2 separate regions of the Homo sapiens genome follow, and region 1 is linked to region 2. The links are chromatin contacts, found by Hi-C or POLR2A ChIA-PET in ENCODE. All regions are on one chromosome and are shown on one strand. The core of a region is the stretch at or near the end of the contact, and the rest is flanking DNA. Distances in the headings are between cores, read along the strand shown. Region 1 overlaps SLC16A12 (solute carrier family 16 member 12). Region 2 overlaps SLC16A12 (solute carrier family 16 member 12).

Region 1 (4,714 bases), core at 2,180-4,679, 36 kb after region 2:
AGGCACGATTATAATGCACTACAGCCTCAAAGTCATGGACTTAAGCTATCCTCCTGCCTTAGCCTATTAAGTAGGTGGAACTACAGGCATGTGCCACTGTACCCAGACAATTTTCTTCATTTTAGAGGGTTATTGCAATTTATTATTATAATGGTTGGCAGGGCAGTGATGTATTCAATTTGATAAGGCAGTGCTTCCCAACCTCTCTTGGGGAGGCAGACCTCAAAAATCATCATCTTTCTAAACCACATTGGAGTAAACCATGATGCTGTTACTGGCCCTGGCGACTCTGGGGTATGGCCACCAGAAGATCTGCCCAGCTGCCTCATGAGCTGAGGGTCCTGTTATGGACTCAATGTTTGTGTTCCCACCAAATTCATATGTTGAAGCCCTAACCCTCAATGTGATGTATCTGGAGATGGGCCCTCAAAGGAAGTAATTAAGGTTGAAGGAGGCCCATAAGGGTAGGCCATGATAGGACTAGTGTCCTTAGAAGAGATGCCAGAGAACTCACACCCCCTCTCCTCCAGCACATGCACATGCACTCAAGAAAGGCCACGTGAGCACATTGCAAAAAAAAAGGTGGCCATCTTCAAGCCAGGAAGGGAGCTGTCCCCAGAAACTGAATTTGCTGACACCTTAATCGTGGACTTCTAGCTTCCAGAACTGAGAAAGTAAATTTCCGTTTTAGCCATCCAGTGTCTGGTATTTTGTTATAGCAGCTGGAGTAGACTAATACAGATTCATGTCACACCTGGAGCCCGGCTAAGCAACTAGGAAGCTCTGGATTAAGAAGGCATATTGATGTGTTTCCTTCTACACAACATGATTTCACTCTGCTAAATTTTGTGGGTTTTTTCTTCTTTTTTCTTGGTCTATTCTATTAGACATTTTTTTTTTTTTTTAGACAGGGTCTCACTCTTGTCACCCAGGCTGTAGTTCAGTAGTGTGATCTTGTCTCATTGCAACCTCTACCTCACAGGCTCAAGGATCCTCCCACCTCAGCTTCCCTAGTAGCTGGGACTACAGGCCCACGCCACTGTGCCTGGGAATTTTTTTTTGTATTTTTTGTAGAGACAGGGTCTTGCTATGTTGCCCAGGCTGTTCTCAAACTCCTTGGTTCAAGCAATTTGCCCACCTCAGCCTCCCCAAGTGCTGGGATTATAGGCGTGAGCCATCACACCCGGCATCTATTAGACTCTTAACTATGACTTCTCATCCTTGGTTATACATTGACCATGATACTGTTTTCTGCCACACTGTGATTAAAATTTATTATTGATGGATCTAAAACCCATGACCTCAAACTTGTTAGTGTAGAGTACATTGTAAAAATACATTGACTACACTGGCCTTTGGAATGCTTCTAAGAATATATGTTAACTTTGTACCATAGTCTGTAGCTATACTTTAGCCTTTTTTTCTTTTCTTCTTCTTTTTTTTTTTTTTTTGGTGTATTCTTGAGAAATGATAATCCAAAGTAAACTGAATTTGTACTATTTGACACTCTATTCTAAGTGAGGAGTATGGATTTAAGACACAAATCATTAAGTACAGACTAAATTGTACTTTTCAATCTTTTAGATGATTAATTATTTTTCGAAATTCAAAAAATTTATTTTCTCTGTTTGGGCTATTTCATTCAAAGATTCTAAAACTATTCAGCGTAACTCATGCCTTTACTTATTTTTATCCTGAAAATATTAACTTGTTTTTCTCCTAGCTTCCGGTGAAGACAATTTTATCATTGTCAGCATTCTCTCAAGAAGTTTATGAAAGAAAAAGAGAATGATTTCCTCATGCGAGCCTGAAATGCCATGAGAAAGAACATTGCATTCTCATTCTGTGTAGTGCAGTTGTCCTAAAGTGGACTTTTTCATTCCATGTTATTTAGTCATCAAATGTTGCATCACTTTGTAAAAGGAAAACAATTTTTGAAAGTTATAGTGAAAAACCATGCTGGAATACATTTTTTTTTGTTTTACACACACACACACACACACACACACTCTCTCTCTCTCTCACACACACACACACACACACAAGAAAAAAAAAACAGTGTCAATTAGATAGTAGCCAACCTTAAAAAAATAGTCATACAGTTTATCTATCCATCAATAGATTCTTGTTTTTGGCTTCTTGGGCAGATAAAAAGTGAGGGGGAAACTTTTAATCTGTGTATGAGAGTAGTCCCAAAAGCAAAACTCTCAGGTATTAGTGGAATGATAAAATCTCAATAAGTTTAAATAAAGAGAGCAAACCTAAACATATATATATAGACAAATGTCAACTACGCCAAGTATATAGACAAGCGGATGTGAACTGATGTTAAATGGAAAAAAAAATGTACACACTTAGTTGCCACTATGTACAAGTGGTTTTATTACTTTGTATAAAAAGAGCATGAGTATTCCAGGAAATTCAGAAAATACAGGAAGAGCTCATTCATTATCTCAGTTTCCTCACACAGCTATTTTCTATTTTGGTGCATTCATTTCTTATTTTGTCCTTATGCATATGTATTTCTACAGTTGTACTCATAGCACATACATTTTGTGTTCTGATTTAGAGTTAATATCCCAACATAGATGGGCATTTTTGTGTGCTGATACAGTCCTCAGAGCTGTCATTTATAGAGGCTTTTAATAGTTCAGGGATTGGACATAGCATTTGTGTACAACTTAGGAAAAATCATTAAAAAGGAAAGAACGTAGACACAGATATTTAGTATACAGATATTTGTCTGTAAAGAATTTCGGTGGAAGTTCAAAATAAAGAATCAACTAAATACTGCAAAGAAGTGAAAATTAGTTTAAATGTTCAAGAAACATGGCATTTCTTGGATTTATAGTTCTCCCTCTTATTTTCATTTTGCCAGTCTTCCTCACTCCATTTAACTCTTTTGTGTTGTCTGCATAGCATAAGGGAAAATTGACTTGGAAAGATGAAGACACTGGGTCTGTTTTCCTTTTGATACTCCAAGAAAAGAAATATGTGTGTACTTTTAGTGATGATTAAGCTATATATTTACTAATTTTCTAATCATGTTACTATTTGATCTAGTAACTGGTATATGTAATAACTTAGTTAAGCATTTTTTTGTACCTACTATATGCTCCTGTATAGCTACTGTAGTGAACAGTCTCTTACTTTTTAGTTTGGAAAATTATTGAAAGAAATCAATGAAGATGAAAAATGTATTTGCTGGTATTATATAGAAAGAAATTAGTATTTGTTAATATGTGAATATTTAATAGGTATCAGATGCTTTTACATGTATTTTGCCATTTAACCCTCATTAAAGCCCCCTTTAAAAGGAAATATTCACTGCAATGTACACAGCAGGACAGATTCAGAAAGCTAAGTTGCATGTCAAAATCACAGAGCTAGTAATTATCAGAGTAGAGTTTCCAAGCCAGATATGTCTGACCTCATGCCAAGGGCACTGTTCCATGTGCTTCAAAATGTAATGTGGTATTCATATTTGCAGCAGTTTTAATGGCCTCAAAGAGTAGTAGTATAACTGAGGGTGGAGTGGGATGGCAAAAAAACCCTGGAATTATTGAGAGAGGGGTGTCCTGTCAGAGGAATGTGGGTTTCTTTTTTATTTTTAAAGATCTTTTTCTGAGCCATGTTGTGTTACTATTTACAGCTGCATCATGACCTAAAGGGCCTCTTATAAGCCTCCTTCTCAGATAAATTATCTTTCAGAACATTTTTCACACCCAGCCTCAGGAGACATGTAAATGCCTCTATGTAAAGTCTTTGGATAGAGAATGGTGATAGAGCTTCTTTTGCAGTTTATGAAGTTCTACTTGATATAACTATTATTCTCCAACACTATCGTGATATATAAATCATAATAATCACAGGATATTGAAATTTTAAGTTTTTTATCCCTTATGTAAGGCTCATGGAGGCAGTCTATAATAACAATAGTAGTAATAGCTAACATTTATTTGAATGCTTACTGTGGACAGGACCTATGCTTTGTGATATAATATGGGTTACCTCATTTCATTTTCTCAACAACTCCGTGGGGTAGGAGTTGGGATTTGAAAGGACCAATACAAAACATTCATATTTTCCCTAAGTTCTAAGCCAATTTAGAGGTAGAAACAGGAATTAAACAGATGAAGATCAAAATGCCACCCTAAAGGCTAATAATACTGATAGTTAAGGCACGAGGCTTAGGACAACTAGCCAAGTAGGGTTGCAATACTTTGCTCATGAAAAGGAGCCAAGTTGTAGTCACTGTCAGCTCTTAAACAACCACAGGCCTCCTTGCAAGGGCATCTTCCCCTATTTTACTTATAGCACAGAATTGCTGAGGAAGATAAGCTTCTCTACAAATAGGCAGATCCCACATGAAAAAAAAAAAGAGAAAGAGTGTGAGGTGAGTGTAGGCAATGATTTCTCCCAAGGAAACAGATAAGCAACCCCTCTTACAGCGAAAAGTGAGGAGAAGGAGAAGAGCCAGGAGTGTTAAATCTACTGGAGTCTCCACCCCACAGGATCATGGAAAAGGAGGTCTTTGTCCCCAGCTGTAGGTACTAAACATGCGGCTATCCTGCAGATAAGGAATGAGGCACTGAGACACTAAGTGACAGTTCACTATTAGTAAGTGGCAGAGAAGTCTAAATAAGGTCAGTCCATAAGTAAGAGGTAGAGTCAGGGCTGAACAAGCCAGGCTAGGACGGGCTCAGGCTCAGTT
Region 2 (5,333 bases), core at 1,338-3,837:
GGAAAAAGCAAAAAGTGGGACCACCCCTGCCACATAAGGGTCCACCAGCAGTGACCAAAACTGTGGCCAGGATTGTTGGGTAGGTGGAAAGAGAGTGCTCTTTGGGGGCTGGGCCTCAGAGTAACCCTATGAGTAGGTAGAAGATGGAGGCCCAGGAGGTCACTTGTTCCAGGTCACACAGCAAGTCAATGGAAAGCCTAGATTTCAATCCTAATCTTCCTAAATCCAACTTGCATGTTCTTTGCTTTTCTTCGTTTCTTTTTCCAGATTTGAATTTTTTAAATCACCTCGAAAATAATCCAGGCTCTAGAGAAGGGAATAAAGGAGATACTGCTCCCTCCACTGTCTCTCATACCTTAGGCTTGCACCGTGAACAGTTTGGTGTGCTTCCAGGCCAACTTCCTTGCATGTACAAATTGCCTAAGGAAACCAGCTATGCCTGTCACCAGCCAGACAGAACAGCTGCTGGGGTTAGGGCACGACTTGTCTTCTCCAGGACCTACCTCGGTGAGGCTTGTGGCATGCTGGGCTCTGGGGACCAGGACACACTGAAGTTTAACAGCAACAGAGAGAAGCCAGAGTGCCCCTGGCAGCCAACCTTTTGGGAAAGGAGAGCTATTTGTGCTCTCTGGCTTTCTGCCTGCACTGTTCTGACTTCCCAAGCAGAGAACAGAGCTCCTTACCAGTGGAGGGCTTCATGGAGGCCCAGGGACTGCCTCTTGTTTATCTCTGTTTTTCCTGTGCCTGCATTTATTGGTGCCCAGCTACTGTTGCATGAAAGGAATGAAGATGCCCTAACCCTAGTTCTGCTGGTAAATCATTTGAGTGACTTTGAGCAAGTCACTTCAAGATTAGAAGCCTAGTCTGTTTTCCCCAAGTCTAAGGTGCCCTTTTTTCCCTCCTTATTTTAATGTTTCTGAAATAAGATGTGATTGGCATCTTAGGTGTATATATTTAATATAGTAGTGTTTCTTAATTTTTCCTTTTTCTTGAAAAGTTGTAATAGGGGGATAACTCACAATGTATGTTATTCTAGGACTGTTGGAATATGGCAATCATTTTCTTGAAGGATTGTTGAGATAGTGGCTACCTCCTGTGAACTGTGAAGTTTTATATAAATATCAAGAATCAGAAAACTGCCCAGCTGTGTTGTTACTGCCCAACCGCCCCTGTTTCATTATTTCTCAGAGATGCCCAGACAGGAACTTCTTGATTTAAAAAGTAATGACATTCCTCTATTCAATAAAGTTGGAGCCAGGTGCAATGGCTCATGCTTGAAACCCCAGGGGTTTGGGAGGCCAAGGCAGGAGGATTCCTTGAGTCTAGGAGTTGAGACTAGCCTGGGCAACATAGTGTGGCCCCAGTCTCTACAAAAAAAAAAATTAATTACCTGGGCAAGTGGCATGTGATTATAGTCCTACCTACTTGGGAGGCTGAGGCAGGAGGATTGCCTGAGCCCAGGAGAGGTTACAGTGAGCTATGATTGTGCTACTGCATTCCAGCCTGGGTGTCAGAGTGAGACCCTGTCTCTTAAAAAAAAAAGAAAAGGTGGTATTCTAGGTACATTTCTATTCTGTCCCGTCGCCCTGCCCCCCATGGAACTCAATAAACTATTTTGTTTTTATTTTTTATTCTTTTGAGATGGAGTTTCACCTTGTCACCCACGCTGGAGTACAGTGGCACAATTATAGCTCACTGCAGCCTTGAACTCCTGGGCTCAAGGGATCCTCCTGCCTTATCCTCCTAAGTAGGTGGGATTACAGGCACATGCCATTGCACCTGGCTAGTTTTTAAAATTTTTTGTAGAGATGGGAGTCTTGTTGCGTTGCCCAGGCTAATCTCAAACTCCTGGCCTCAAACGATCCTCCTGCCTCAACCTCCCAAAATGCTGGAATTACAGGTATGAGCCATCATGCCTGGTACTATTTTTATTTCAAGTGAAACAAACAAGTAAACATGGCTTTTAAACATTTGAACTTTTCTTAAATTAGGCCTTAGCAAGAATCAATTGCTTACTATGGATTTAGTGGATTCCTGGCCCTTACTGGAAATATCAGTAGGGCCACAAAACTCTTAAACAGAACGTTAGTCCAAAAAAGAAGTGTTGGGACTCAAACTGAAAATAAGGAAGCTATTGAATGCTTACAATCTTCCAGGTGACATCAGGGGATCAAAAACAATTACTCAGACACTCTATTCCTGTCCAGATAGAGTTAAGTTTGGAGGGAGCAAAGGTTGCAAAGCCTAGGAACTGAGCTAAAATTTCACTTTCCAGCTTAATTCAGCCAATTTGCCCTAATACCAAGTCTGAAGGAGTTTGCAATCTAGTAGGAAACAATTTACCTTGCCAGTTAAAAACATGGTGCTAACCAAATCACCAGTGGAAACAAGATCACAGAGAGAGTATTTACATTCCTAAAAGAAATCTCATCAGTTATTTAGAGTTTCTATTTTCAAGTTAATGGTCTGTCACAGCATTTAAACCAGAGGTTGCAAAGACAGACGTTTTGGGGGCCTCCAGTGTGAAGTAGCCGAGTGGTGACATCATCGGGAGGGGCTGGACCATAGCCAAATCAGAGAGGACACGTCAGGGCTCATTCTCTCACCATTCCATAGATACTTAAGTTCCGCTCTTGGTGATAGGGATACATCAGTGAACAAATTCAACAAAAAATTCCTGCCTCTCGGAGTTTACATTCTAATCTGCTGCTGTCTTAGAAAACAAATAACTAATAAGAGTAAATGAGTCGGACACACCGGTGTGTTCCTGTGAGTAAATTGTATGGACTTAGATTTTGTTCGCTTTTAGGCCCTTTTCACACAGCTAAGATTCTGCATACATAAGATTTACTATATAATATACGTAGAGTTAGTTTGTTTTTGGCGTTCTGCTTGGTCTGATGATATAACTTGCCAAATGACCATATTTATAAGATATAATTGGCTCTGCAAGGCAGTACTGGTTTATTTAATTCTAGTTTTGCTATTTAATTGAAAATGAAAGCTCATTGTGAAAAATCCCATTTCTTTCTCCTGTTATGGTACTGATTGTGATGACTTTCTGTGGTTAATTCATGATGACTTAGTGATTTACCATGGCCACAGTTATGAATTCCATGGCTCTGGGCTGGAGAGTGAGGGGGTGCTCTTGCAAGCCTGGTTTTCTTTGGGCAACACAAGCAGGGCTTTCTACACTGTGACTCTGATGAGATCACTATAATAACAAGCCTGGGAGCTTGGACCTGGGAAACCATATGCCTTTTCTTGAGCTTCTTGTGGGAAAACGGGGATAAGAAGCATCTGGAACTGCACTTATCTTCAGTTTCGACAAGTGGAACTTCTACTGTGCCTGTAAAGTGAGGCAAAATGGATCGTTGTTGACAGAAAAAAAGCAGGTGGCTGGAGGGGAATAGAGCCCTCCGACACTGACTTCAATATCCTGGGTGACTCTGTTTTAGCAAATGAATGAATACCGAGGATATGAATGTCTGTGGCATGGATTCCTGTTTCAGGAGGCTCTTTGCATGTGAACCTAGGAGCGCATTAATTCTGCTGAACAAGGGTCTTAACATTCCCAATGTGGGGGATTTTTCACTGGAGGGATTTGAGAGTCCTGACAGGCTGTATGTATTACAGAAGTGGTCTTGGGAAATCCATGTGTCCTCATGTAATCATCATCCATTGAAATTGCTCCCCAGTACCTAACAGGCCGCTTTTCTTTTCTTTTTTTTTTGTTTTGTTTTGTTTTGTTTTGTTTTGCTTCTTTTTTTTGAGATGAAGTCTTGCTCTGTTGCCAAGGCTAAAGTGCAGTGGTGAAATCTCGGCTCACTGTGACCTCTGCCTCCTGGGTTCAAGCAATTCTCCTGCCTCAGCCTCCCAAGTAGCTGGGATTATAGGTGCATGCCACTATGACTGGCTAATTTTTTGTATTTTTAGTAGAGACGAGGTTTCACCATGTTGGCCAGGCTGGTCTCGAACTCCTGACCTCAGGTGATCCCCCTGCCTTGGCCTCCCAAAGTGCTGGGATTACAGGCATGAGCCACTGCACCCGCGCACCCGGCCCGCTCCTTTTCATCTCTACAAAGTACAGTGGGCACTATTGTGGATTGATGGGTCATGTCAACCCAGATTTATGTTTAAGCCCTGTAAACATTGAGGAAACATTGTCACCCCCAATGTGATGGTATTTGGAAGTGGGGCCTTTGAGAAGTGATTAGGTTTAGATGAAGTCACAAGGATGGAGTCTTCATGATGAAATTAGTGTCCTGATGAGAACAGGAAGAGAGAAAAATCTGTCTCTCCCCATACATGCTCTGAGAAGGGCCATGTAAGCAAGCACACAGCCAGAGGGCCATTGTCTACAGGCCAGGAAGAGTGCCTTCACCAGAACCCAAGCATGCTGGCACTCTGTTCTCAGACATCCAACCTCCAGAACTGTAAGAAAAATGTCTATTGCTTAAGCCACCAGCCTATGGTATTTTGTTATAGCAGCCTGAGCTAAGACATACACAGTCCTCTGATAGTATCATTTCTTTCTTATTTGACTTCAGTGACACCAAGCTCTCCTGGACTGCTCTTTATCTTTCTGGCCACACTTTCTCAATTTCCTTGCAACCGCCTCTTTTCCTAACCCTTCCTAATCTCTTTCTTCTTCCACCTACCTGCAAGGCACCTTGCTACTCTTACGGTCTGTAGACCAGTGAAGGCGTCACTTGTGAGCTTGTCAGAAATGTGAATTTCAGATTCCACCCAAATCTGCCAAATCTGAATCCGCCATTTAGCAGGTGGTACCTAGGAAAATCTGAGAAGCCCTGCTCTTTAGGATTTCAGTTATCAACTGAATGATCTGATCTCCAAGTATACATCTGGACACTAGATCTCTCTCCTAGGCTCTTGACCAGTTCATCTAACAGGTCCACTTAGAGGTCTCACAGGGATATCACACTTTTATCCATCCAGAATCTGACTTCTTTTTTCCCATATATGCCTCTCCTTCTTTGAGCAACCAACAAAATATAGGACCTTTCCAGAAAGTTTTACTTAAGAATGCCCATTTAACCACATACTCCTGGTTTAAATGGTTTCTTTGGGGTCAGGGCTAATTGTCAGCTGGTGGGCACTGGTCTGACTAGTCCCTTGTTCTACTGGTCTCTGATTTCTCAGTGTTATCAGTCTCTTGCTAAATATTTTGATTTTTACCCATCAAGTCACATTTGATTAGTAACAAGTCTAACTTTTTATCTTCTGTGATGTTTCAAGGTATACATTTTATAAATATATTAAGTATTAATCATTATATTTGTTATTAATTCATTACAGATGCAAGTGGTAAA

What was found. Hi-C counts contacts between places; a loop is a spot of excess contacts on that map. ChIA-PET counts read pairs that join two places held with the same protein, here RNA polymerase II (POLR2A). Pooled maps may share reads with other maps.
Region 1: a map of ascending aorta shows a loop between it and region 2 (3-fold over the local background). The contact joins two enhancer-like sites. A Hi-C loop is called at or near these places in 23 of 168 maps with a recorded cell type or tissue (CD8-positive, alpha-beta T cell, IMR-90, PC-9 and 13 more) and 14 of 50 pooled maps. POLR2A ChIA-PET finds 5 or more read pairs at or near these places in 6 of 52 experiments (AG04450, CD4-positive, alpha-beta T cell, H1 and 3 more).

The regions. Positions count from the first base shown.
Region 1 is chr10:89,478,974-89,483,687 of GRCh38, reverse strand. All of the region lies in intron 2 of SLC16A12 (solute carrier family 16 member 12), which reads left to right. Among named protein-coding and RNA genes, the nearest start is that of SLC16A12-AS1, 25 kb to the right of the region's middle. Within about 2 kb of position 3,429, at least 7 of the 41 ENCODE cell types and tissues checked have a DNase peak (open chromatin) inside an H3K27ac peak, as active enhancers do; they include ascending aorta, gastrocnemius medialis and heart right ventricle, where a contact is called at or near this core.
Region 2 is chr10:89,513,530-89,518,862 of GRCh38, reverse strand. The region is part of intron 2 of SLC16A12 (solute carrier family 16 member 12); the gene reads left to right. Among named protein-coding and RNA genes, the nearest start is that of SLC16A12, 19 kb to the left of the region's middle. Within about 2 kb of position 2,587, at least 17 of the 41 ENCODE cell types and tissues checked have a DNase peak (open chromatin) inside an H3K27ac peak, as active enhancers do; they include ascending aorta, gastrocnemius medialis and heart right ventricle, where a contact is called at or near this core.